Linked DNA regions of Homo sapiens: region 1 is linked to region 2. The links are chromatin loops, found by intact Hi-C in ENCODE. Cell type or tissue: dorsolateral prefrontal cortex. All regions are shown on one strand. Links, peaks and the distances in the headings refer to the core of each region. The heading gives the core; the rest is flanking DNA. Region 1 overlaps NTM (neurotrimin). Region 2 overlaps NTM (neurotrimin).

Region 1 (4,394 bases), core at 294-4,293, 100 kb before region 2:
AAAAAATCCCTGAGATTTATTCCAAGGCTTCAGTGGGATTTTATATTTATTTTGGTATTTCCGATATGCTGGTTCATCAGCATGGCGCATTGTTAAAAAGTGCTGGGTGGGTGGTTTTTTATCTTCACGGATTTATGGAGTCCTTAAAACATCTGTTCCGTTCTGATTCCCCCGCTCAGTACAAAGACGTTAGTCAGGGGAAGCATCTCACACTGCACTGTTTCCACGCACTGACGTTGGCAGCGGCTAATAGAGATAACCCTGCTGAGACAGTCAGTGCTGTGTGGGGGCCGGGGAGGGGCCGGGGTTCCATCTCCGGGAAGAATCTCATGGGATCTGGGCCCTGCAACACAAGGGCCTTTGAAGTGAGACGAGGAGGAGCCTCAGGAAGGGTCGCCGGGGTGACTAAAGAAACCTGCGGAGGGAGCTAAGGAAACCTGTTCCAGGGGACGTTGGAGCGTAGGAAGAGGACTGTGCCCACGATGCTGGAGAATGATCTCCACGTCCCTCCTAAGCCCCTGTGACAGTGACGTCTTCCTTTCTGGGGCTCTAGGGAAAGGAGGAGCCTTCCTAGCTCCTGGGAGAGAATTATCAGGGCTGCTGTTGTTTTTGAGAAAATAGCTGCAACCCAGCCAAAACCACCGGGATGGAGGGACTCTTAAATAAGATGTTTCTCATGTGGGGTGGGCAGGGCAGGGGAAGCGGGGAGGACAGAACTCTTGATGAAAACTGGTGCCAGACTAAATCAGAGACGCCGTGAAAGTGGCAAGAGGCAGGGAGGAGAATCGACTTTGCAGGACCTGTTATGCGTTACGGCTTTTTCTGTGTGAACACATCCTATTCCTCACAGCAGTTCAGTGTAGTAGGCTTATTAGTCACATTTTACAGGTGCGGTAACTGAAATTCAGAGGGCTGAAGTCATTTAGGATCCACACCTAACAAGAAGCTGAAATTAAAACCCAAGGGTTACAGATGGAATGTTTTATATCCCCCTCCCCAAATTCCTATGTTGAAGGCCTAACTTTTAGCATCTGAATAATGGTGTTTGGAGATGGGGCCTTTGAGAGGTAATTAGGGCTAAATATAGTGATGAGGGTGAGGCCTGCGTGATTGGAATTAGTGCCCTCATAAGAGGAGAAAGCCGGGCACGGTGGCTCACGCCTGTTATCCCTGCACTTTGGGCGGCTGAGGTGGGCAGATCACCTGAGGTCGGGAGTTGGAGACTATCCTCCTGACCAACATAGAGAAACCCCATCTCTACTAAAAACACAAAAAAATTAGCCAGGCGTGGTGGCGCATCCCTGTAATCCCAGCTACTCAGGTGGCTGGGGCAGGGGAATCGCTTGAACCTGGCAGGCGGAGGTTGTGGTGAGCAGAGATAGCGCCATTGCACTCCAGCCTGGGCAATAAGAGCGAAACTCTGTCTCAATAAATAAATAAATAAATAAATAAATAAATAAATAAATAAATAAATAAATAATAAATGCAGAGGAGGAAGAGCGCGCATGCTCTCTCTGTCTCCTCTCTCTGTCTCTCTCTTCACTATGTGAGGATACAATGGGAAGGCAGCTGTCTGCAAGCCAGGGAGAGATCCCTGATCAGAGCCCAGCCATGCTGGCATGGCACCTTGATCTTGGACTTCCAGCCTTCAGAACTATAAGAAAATGAATTTTTGTTGTTGAAGCCAACCTGTGGTTGGCTATTGTGTTTTGCTATAGCAGCCCAGGCGGACTAATACACCAGGTTCATTTGTTATCAAAGCCCCAGCACTTTCGGCAGCACCCTAGCGCCTCAGGAGCGCCCTCTTTGGTATCTGAAGGAAATGGACACTCTTTGCCTAGGTTCCCATGTGGCTCAATAGAAAAATAGTACAAAGAGCCCTTAGAAAAGTTCCTATGGTCCCAGGATTGTGGGAATTGTCTCTGCTTATTTGGAGAAGGACCCTATTTTCACCCTCTTCTGGGGCAAGATAAAAAGGATCACAGGATTAAAGTTGGGATACCCAGGGGTGGAGACAAAATGACGACAGAGGGTTTGAGTTCTACATGTTCTTCATCCCCGTAGCATAGGGACATGGACAGATGGGCAGTGTGGGCTGCATGCAGGCCAAGGGCAGGTTGGCGCTGAATACTGGAAAATGACGACCCGAGCTGGAGGACCTGAAGCCGGGCAGTCTGCTCCAGCTCCCCAAGTCCAGCAGGTGTGACGGCCCTGTCGCCCTTCCCCTTCCTTGGCGTGGGCCTCTCCTGAGGCCGTCCTTTTCCAATCACCAGGTTTGCCTGTCAAGTTGAGCCAAGTAACAAGACAGGAGTCAATTTGTTCTCCCCAATAGACTGCTCCTCTGTCTATTCCCAGACTCCCAGGTGACCCCATTATGATAATGCCCAGCCTGACTGCTCTTAGAACAGGCCTGATGGAGAACTGAGAGCTTCCTTGAAATGTGAATCACAGAGAGGCTGGCAGCCCATGGCTCTGTCCCCTGCTGGCTCTGGACAGGAGCCTTCTGCCTCCCCATTGTCACCGCTGAGCGATGCCATGTGCTTATTCATGCTGCCTGCTGCTGGCAGCCCGGGAATGTCGCATCATGCCATCCATTCAAACAACGGGCTCGGTTCTGCTGACACCCAGGGAGACAGGCGGATTCAGGGTGTGAAGTGTGTTGCCATCACTTTGGCATCCCAATCTGAACTCAGTCTTTAGAGCAGGGGCTGGTTTTATGGTCCTCAGGTAGGGGATGGTGCCCCCACACCAGATCTCCATAAACACACCTTTACATAAAACCCAGGCAGCCTGACTGCCAAGCTTTGGTATAAAAAATTAGCAAGTCAGTCAGTCAACTGGATATTTGATTTAACATCAAATATTTTAGTCTTTCCAAATATTTGGATATGTTAATATTATGATAACCCAACCAAAGAAATGTGGTGATGCAAGATTGAGTGTCTGAATAATTTTCAAAACAGTAATATTCTCTACCCTGGCAAGAACTCCACCCCACGTGCACCCACTAGTCATTGAATCAATGCAGGTCGTTGAAGAGTAGTTATATAACACTTAGCCAAGACTAAAGCTAAATTTTGAGATAATTTAAAACACAGAGATTAAATGTATGCCACACATGATAAGCTGTTCAGTTTAGGGGATTATATTATCCAAGTGATTTATAGCCTTACACAACTTACTTTGTGTTTCGGGAGTGATAAAATCCCTATACATGTCTGAATCTAGAATGGGAAGCTGAAGAGCTCTGGGTACTACAAACCCCAGGGATCCTCATTCCCAGGCCCATGCTGCTCTGCTTCTTATCCACAGGCCCATCTCTCTCTCTTTTTTTTTTTTTTTTTTTTTTTTTTGGCATTGCTTAATGATTTCCTTTTCCCCTCCATTCTGTACGCTGCTTTATATAGTGCATGTCCCTGTAGTTCCAGGATAATTTATTATTTAATTATGTAACCATTACATAATTCTTCAGCTTTAGCCTTCAATGTTTTCATTGTTGTTAATATAACTGCTATCAAGACATGTAAGTTTTATTTATCGTTTCCATTGAGGAGCAATAATTATGTAACTCTGCAATTCTGCAACGATTATTTCTATTTGTTTAATTACATAACTATAACAATATTAAACCTCTAAAACATTTGGTGATAGATTTATGGTGAAGATGCTAGGAGACAGCAATAATAATGATGTATCAGAGTAATAATAAAACTAAATAATAGCATTAATATTAATATTAATGGCCATAACAGTAATAAGCGGCAACATTACCACTTGCTTTTTGTTCACACTGTATTTGGTCTCTTTAATAGATTTCTTCCCAAATCTCTGTGGTTAATTAGCTATATAACATTTGGTACTCAGCAGTGGGTGCAACTTCATTTCCAGACTTTACCTGGCAAAGCTGTGCTTTATAGAACACCAGATGGAACCGGTCTCTTTTGTCCTTTTTTATCAGGCTTGGAGAGGGCAGATTTCCTTCTTCCTCATGTCACCTGGGGACTTCCATAGACAGGATACCCTGTGTTGAGAGACACAGGTGTTGTAGAATCCCAAGAACCCGAGATGTGTTTGGAAAGCAGCTGTCGAACTGTTGGATGAGCCGTTATGGTGGAGAGAGCATGGGGTTTGGATTCCAACAGATCTGGACTGAATTTTGGCTCTGCCACTAACTGGGTGACCTTGAGCAAATTACCTAACCTCTGTGGACTACAATTTTCTGATATCAAAAAAGGGGATAATTATATAATACAGTAATGTCTGCATTGCAAGACTATTGTGAGAATTAAATACAATCATGTGTGCAATTACATGGGGTATAATTGATGCCTGTTGACAGCTATGTTTTGGAGCTACCAGTTGATGAGATTAATGGGAGAACATGACTCGAAGTT
Region 2 (4,394 bases), core at 150-4,149:
CGGGCCTCAGCTCCTATCTACAGCCTCCGTCAATGTCAAAAAGATTTCAGGGCAGGTGTGAGGTTTAGAATTGAGGGAAGGACAAGAGCTAGTGAGACAGCCTTCACTGAGAGAGGGACTGACGGGGCCCCCATGACCATCTCGTGTTTGGAGGGTCTCTGGAAGGGCTCCTGAGACTCAGCACACAGTGCTGCTCATGGCTGGGCTTTATTCCTGTGCCATGGTGAGGACACAGGGCTGGATCATAAGGGGTCAAGGCACAGGCAGAGTCTGAAGGAACCCATGTGAGACTTTCTTATGCTCTTTCCGTCCCAAGAGGGTCCCACAGAGCCCACTGTCCCTCCACAAAAATGCAGCAAAACATGTGGGATGTTTCTGCCCAGGGAAGCCCAGTAGAGACTCAGAGTCTAAGGTCTTAACTGGACGCTGGTCATATCGTCACCCTCTCCCTAGCACTTACTAACATACCAGATTCCCAGAAGGAAAATACGTATTCAGCATAAACCACATTGCTTGCACGGATAATCTAGGCACAAGGAGCCACGCTTACTAGTTAACGAACAGTGGAAACCTTCCTGAAATCCAAGTTTTCTGGTGCCAGCCAAGGACCAACCATGCAAGCAGGCCTTTCTAAGGGCAGCAGGTCCCAGGAAGTACACTTTCACCACCCCCTGAATTCTTAGCTACATTTCCTTGGTAGAGGTGATGGTGGGGCTACATCATCTTTCTGATTTGCACAACCTTCATGGACACACGTTTATCTCCCTGTCTCTTGCTGGCTACATACTTATGAAAAAGGCCTGGCTGCCAGAGGCATGATAATGCCAAAGACACTGATGTCCACAACTGGGCACCTCCTTGTGAGCTGGCATCACTTAGAATCGAGCCTGATTTGCCAGGGGCTTTTGCACCCTGTCGGTTGGCCTCCACTTCCCTTAGGGTGTAATCTTAGTCCCCTAGGATTTCTTCAGCCCTACCCCTGGCTTTCTGGCTTTCCCATGGGTATCCTGTTACTGAGAGCTGAGCATGAAGGGGACAGTGGAGTCAGAAAAAATATCCCTGTCAGCTGCCAAAAGAAGACATCATTTTCCATTGCATGTGAGCTCTATTATGAAGAGCTAGGAAGGGCCTACACATCAACACCAAAATATTAATAAAAAGAAGGCTGTACGGTCCTATCCCCAAGTGCTAAAAAGACTTTAGACCAATGTGACCTGTGGTATAATTGCACAATTTCAAGCAGCCTTTCTAAATTAAAACGTAATCCCCCAGCAGTGAGGGGCTTGGGTGGCCCCTCCCCCTCCCTGGGATTCATTTCTCTCTTCCAGGCCCATCTCTTTCCTGCCGTAAATCTCTTTCCTTCTGTCTCTCTGTCTGTTCATCCTTCTATGTCCTCTATCTAGCTTTTCCTTTCTTGATAAAAATTAAGGAAAAACAACTTGATAGATTTTCCGATAACCTTCTAGAAAGTCTCACCGGGTTACATTTTGCTTTAATAGCATTTAAGCCAATCTGCCTGATGTTGCTGTAAAGGTCAATTAAATTCACCCTAAAAATTTCACTCCTGGCTCATTATACAATTGGAAAATGAATTAGAAGCACATGCTGCCCCTGAGGTTTCTGATATTTCACTAATGAATATGTCTTAAAATGCAAAAAGAAAAAAAAAGAGAGAGAGAAAAGAAAAAAAGGTGTTGTAGGCCACACAGCAGCTTGCAGTGCTACCAGCTGGTGCAGAACATTGTCATAGGCAGTGGTCTGAGACTAGTGAACACTAGGTAGGCCTGTCTCCACTCCACATTCAGAGGTGTTCACAGGTCCCAAATGCACGTGGGTCTGGTCAGCTCTTCACCACTCCTCTGCACATCCAGAGCCCACTGTTAAACCCCAGGGGAGGCATCCAGCTCACCTGACTCTTCGTTGGCTGCTCTTAGTGCGGTCTCAAGGACCACAGTTCAGTTTAATATCAGCCTGAGCAAAATGTGATTCTGAAGGTAAATCTACAAGGATCTTTGTGGGCAGAGCACGTGTGTTGCAAAGCCAGGTCTCAGTTGATCTGGGGATTCTCAGACTGTCTGAGAATTTTAGCATTGTAACTGTCTGAGGAGAGAACAGCCCTGTGGAGGAGGGAACATGTATTTCTGGGTCACTCTGAGGGCACAACTGGGGCCAAGAGTACAGAGAACACAAAGTCAAGTTTGAGCCCGACTTAAAGAAGTAATTTTAACTGACTTTCTCCCCAACTCCTGACAAAAGAAAGCCATCAGACAAGATAGCAACTTCCTGGTCCCTGAGGAAGGCTTCAACAGAACTGAGCAACCCTATCCCAGGAGTCCATGTTTCAGGTGGAAGTCTCCTTAATTCATTCACTCATTTCTTCATTCTGCATATTTATTGCTGTGTCCTAGACAGTACTAATCTTGAGAATGAACACAATTGCCTAGTTGTTATGTATGAATCGAGGGTTGTTTTTTATTTTTGTTTGATGGTAAGGTTATATTTTAAAAGAATATACCATATCTAAGTCCCTAGTTTCAAAAACTGTCCTAAAATTCAGATTTTTGCTCACATTGGAGTTGTAAAGGACTTTCATGTTCCTCTTATAGCAAAGGCTGTGACTTTTCTGCTTTCATGAAACTGCAAACTGGTATTTATTTTAGGACAAGATGGCTCCAAACCTCGAAATATGAGTTATTGGATGTCTGTCTTCAGGTTTAAGTATAAACCTAGCTGAATTGACTAAAACATATAGAGACAATCTCTCAAGCCTTTCAGAGCGGAGAGAGGAAGTCTGGTTGCTATCCTCCATGCCTCACAGATGTTCCTATAGGATTTTAGGATTCCAGACTAGAAGTGACATTGAGGTCATCTCACTGAAGCTTATCCTGTCTAAAACGAGGAAGCTGAGGAGGCTTCCCTTGGGTAGTACAAGAACAAGACATTCTTCAGCCAGGGTCTCTAGACTCAAGAGCAGTGTTCTTTCATGGTACCATATTGACTTCCTCCATTTGCAAAATTGTGCTACTCACATGTATGGTGTTTTGGAAGGTGGAACCAAAATTTCTAGGAAGAGTGAGATTGCAAACCATCATCATGTGTGTTGAGAGTGGCCAATCAGGCAGTGAAGAAAGGGGGAACTGGTGAAGCCCTGGGCATTTCACCTCAGGGCTGCTGTCTCTGGCACCCTGATGGTGCTCCTCAAAGCCTGCTTCTGAAAGATTTCATCCAGGTGTTGTTGATGTTTCCCATTCCATTTCCTGGTGTCTCCATGTCCTTTTTCTTTATTGCAAACCTGGTGTCAGCAGATGTTCTTGGGGTCCTCCTGACTCCACTGTGCAGCAGGCTGAGTGCAGTCAGACTGTCATTGAGAAGTACTGTAACCTGGGTCCAGGAAGCGATGCTCCAAGTCACTCAGCCACTCCTCAGCATCACTGACACTCAGCATTCTAACCTTGGAACTGCAGAAATATAGTCGAATGCAAAGGCCATGAGCTAGAGATTCATGTTTGAATGAGGAAGGGGATTTCCCTTTCCTTCTTTCTAAACTGAACCTGCAAACCATAACATGGAAAGCTGAATACTGTCCTGTCTGACGTCCACAAGAGCGGGATATGGAGAAACATGAGCACAGACTCAGGTCCCTCCCTCCTCCCATCTGCCTTCTCTTCCCTAAAAATCTTCCACAGGTTCAGGATGTCCTGCTGCCAATCAAACATGAGCTCCCATGCCACATGGCTGGGGAGGACCAGCCAGCGCTTGTAGGCCTGGCAAAATTGAGGATGCATTTTGATTTACTCACATTTAAATATCAGAGCTAGTTTTGATGACATACTATGTAACTGAACATAATCAAGTTTCAGATAAACCAGAGCAGGCCCCAAAAGTGCACCTGATGAATTTCCTTGTAGAAATGGAGTGTTGGCAGAATAAGAAATGGAATGCATGGAGTGCCCAGCATAAGAAGTCGGGGGTCAGGGAGGAAAGGAGGGAAGGAAGGAAGAGAAGTGAGAGGCAGGGAGTTAGATCAGTCAATCACACAATTACCCTGAAGACAAGAAATAGAAGGACTATCTAATTTAGGATGTTATATATCCTCTTGAAATGTAAAGATTTAGACAAGAAAAGGGGCAGGGGAGAAAAGCAATCCAACGAAAGACGAAACAAATCCATCAGGGCAGGATCCATCAGGAAGGAAAGAGTGTGGAGCGACTCCTTTGCTTAATGCGGGCTTCTGGTCAGTCCCTGGAGCTTGTCATGTGACAGCAGGATTCTCCTGCTGCTGGAGAGCCTAATAGGCAGGATTGGTCCAGGAACTCCTCCCGCTGGACTGACTGGTTTCAATTAAGACTATCACAAAGGCTAATTATCATTTTAAACCTGACTCTCAGGCTCAC

Evidence for each region. Peaks named below come from ENCODE experiments on the same cell type or tissue, not always from the same donor. Only the 100,000 strongest peaks of a DNase experiment are listed, where the experiment ranks them.
Region 1: it touches region 2 in a loop (2.9-fold over the local background); 1 of 110 quality-filtered maps calls a loop at or near these places.

The regions. Positions count from the first base shown.
Region 1 is chr11:131,760,383-131,764,776 of GRCh38, forward strand. The region is part of intron 1 of NTM (neurotrimin); the gene reads left to right. Among named protein-coding and RNA genes, the nearest start is that of NTM-AS1, 99 kb to the left of the region's middle. In dorsolateral prefrontal cortex, for the core only: no CTCF peak of the experiment used is centred there; DNase peaks (open chromatin) are centred at 428 and 2,519; H3K4me3 peaks cover 716 bases; H3K27ac peaks cover 2,048 bases.
Region 2 is chr11:131,860,080-131,864,473 of GRCh38, forward strand. The region is part of intron 1 of NTM (neurotrimin); the gene reads left to right. Among named protein-coding and RNA genes, the nearest start is that of NTM-AS3, 35 kb to the right of the region's middle. In dorsolateral prefrontal cortex, for the core only: no CTCF peak of the experiment used is centred there; no DNase peak of the experiment used is centred there.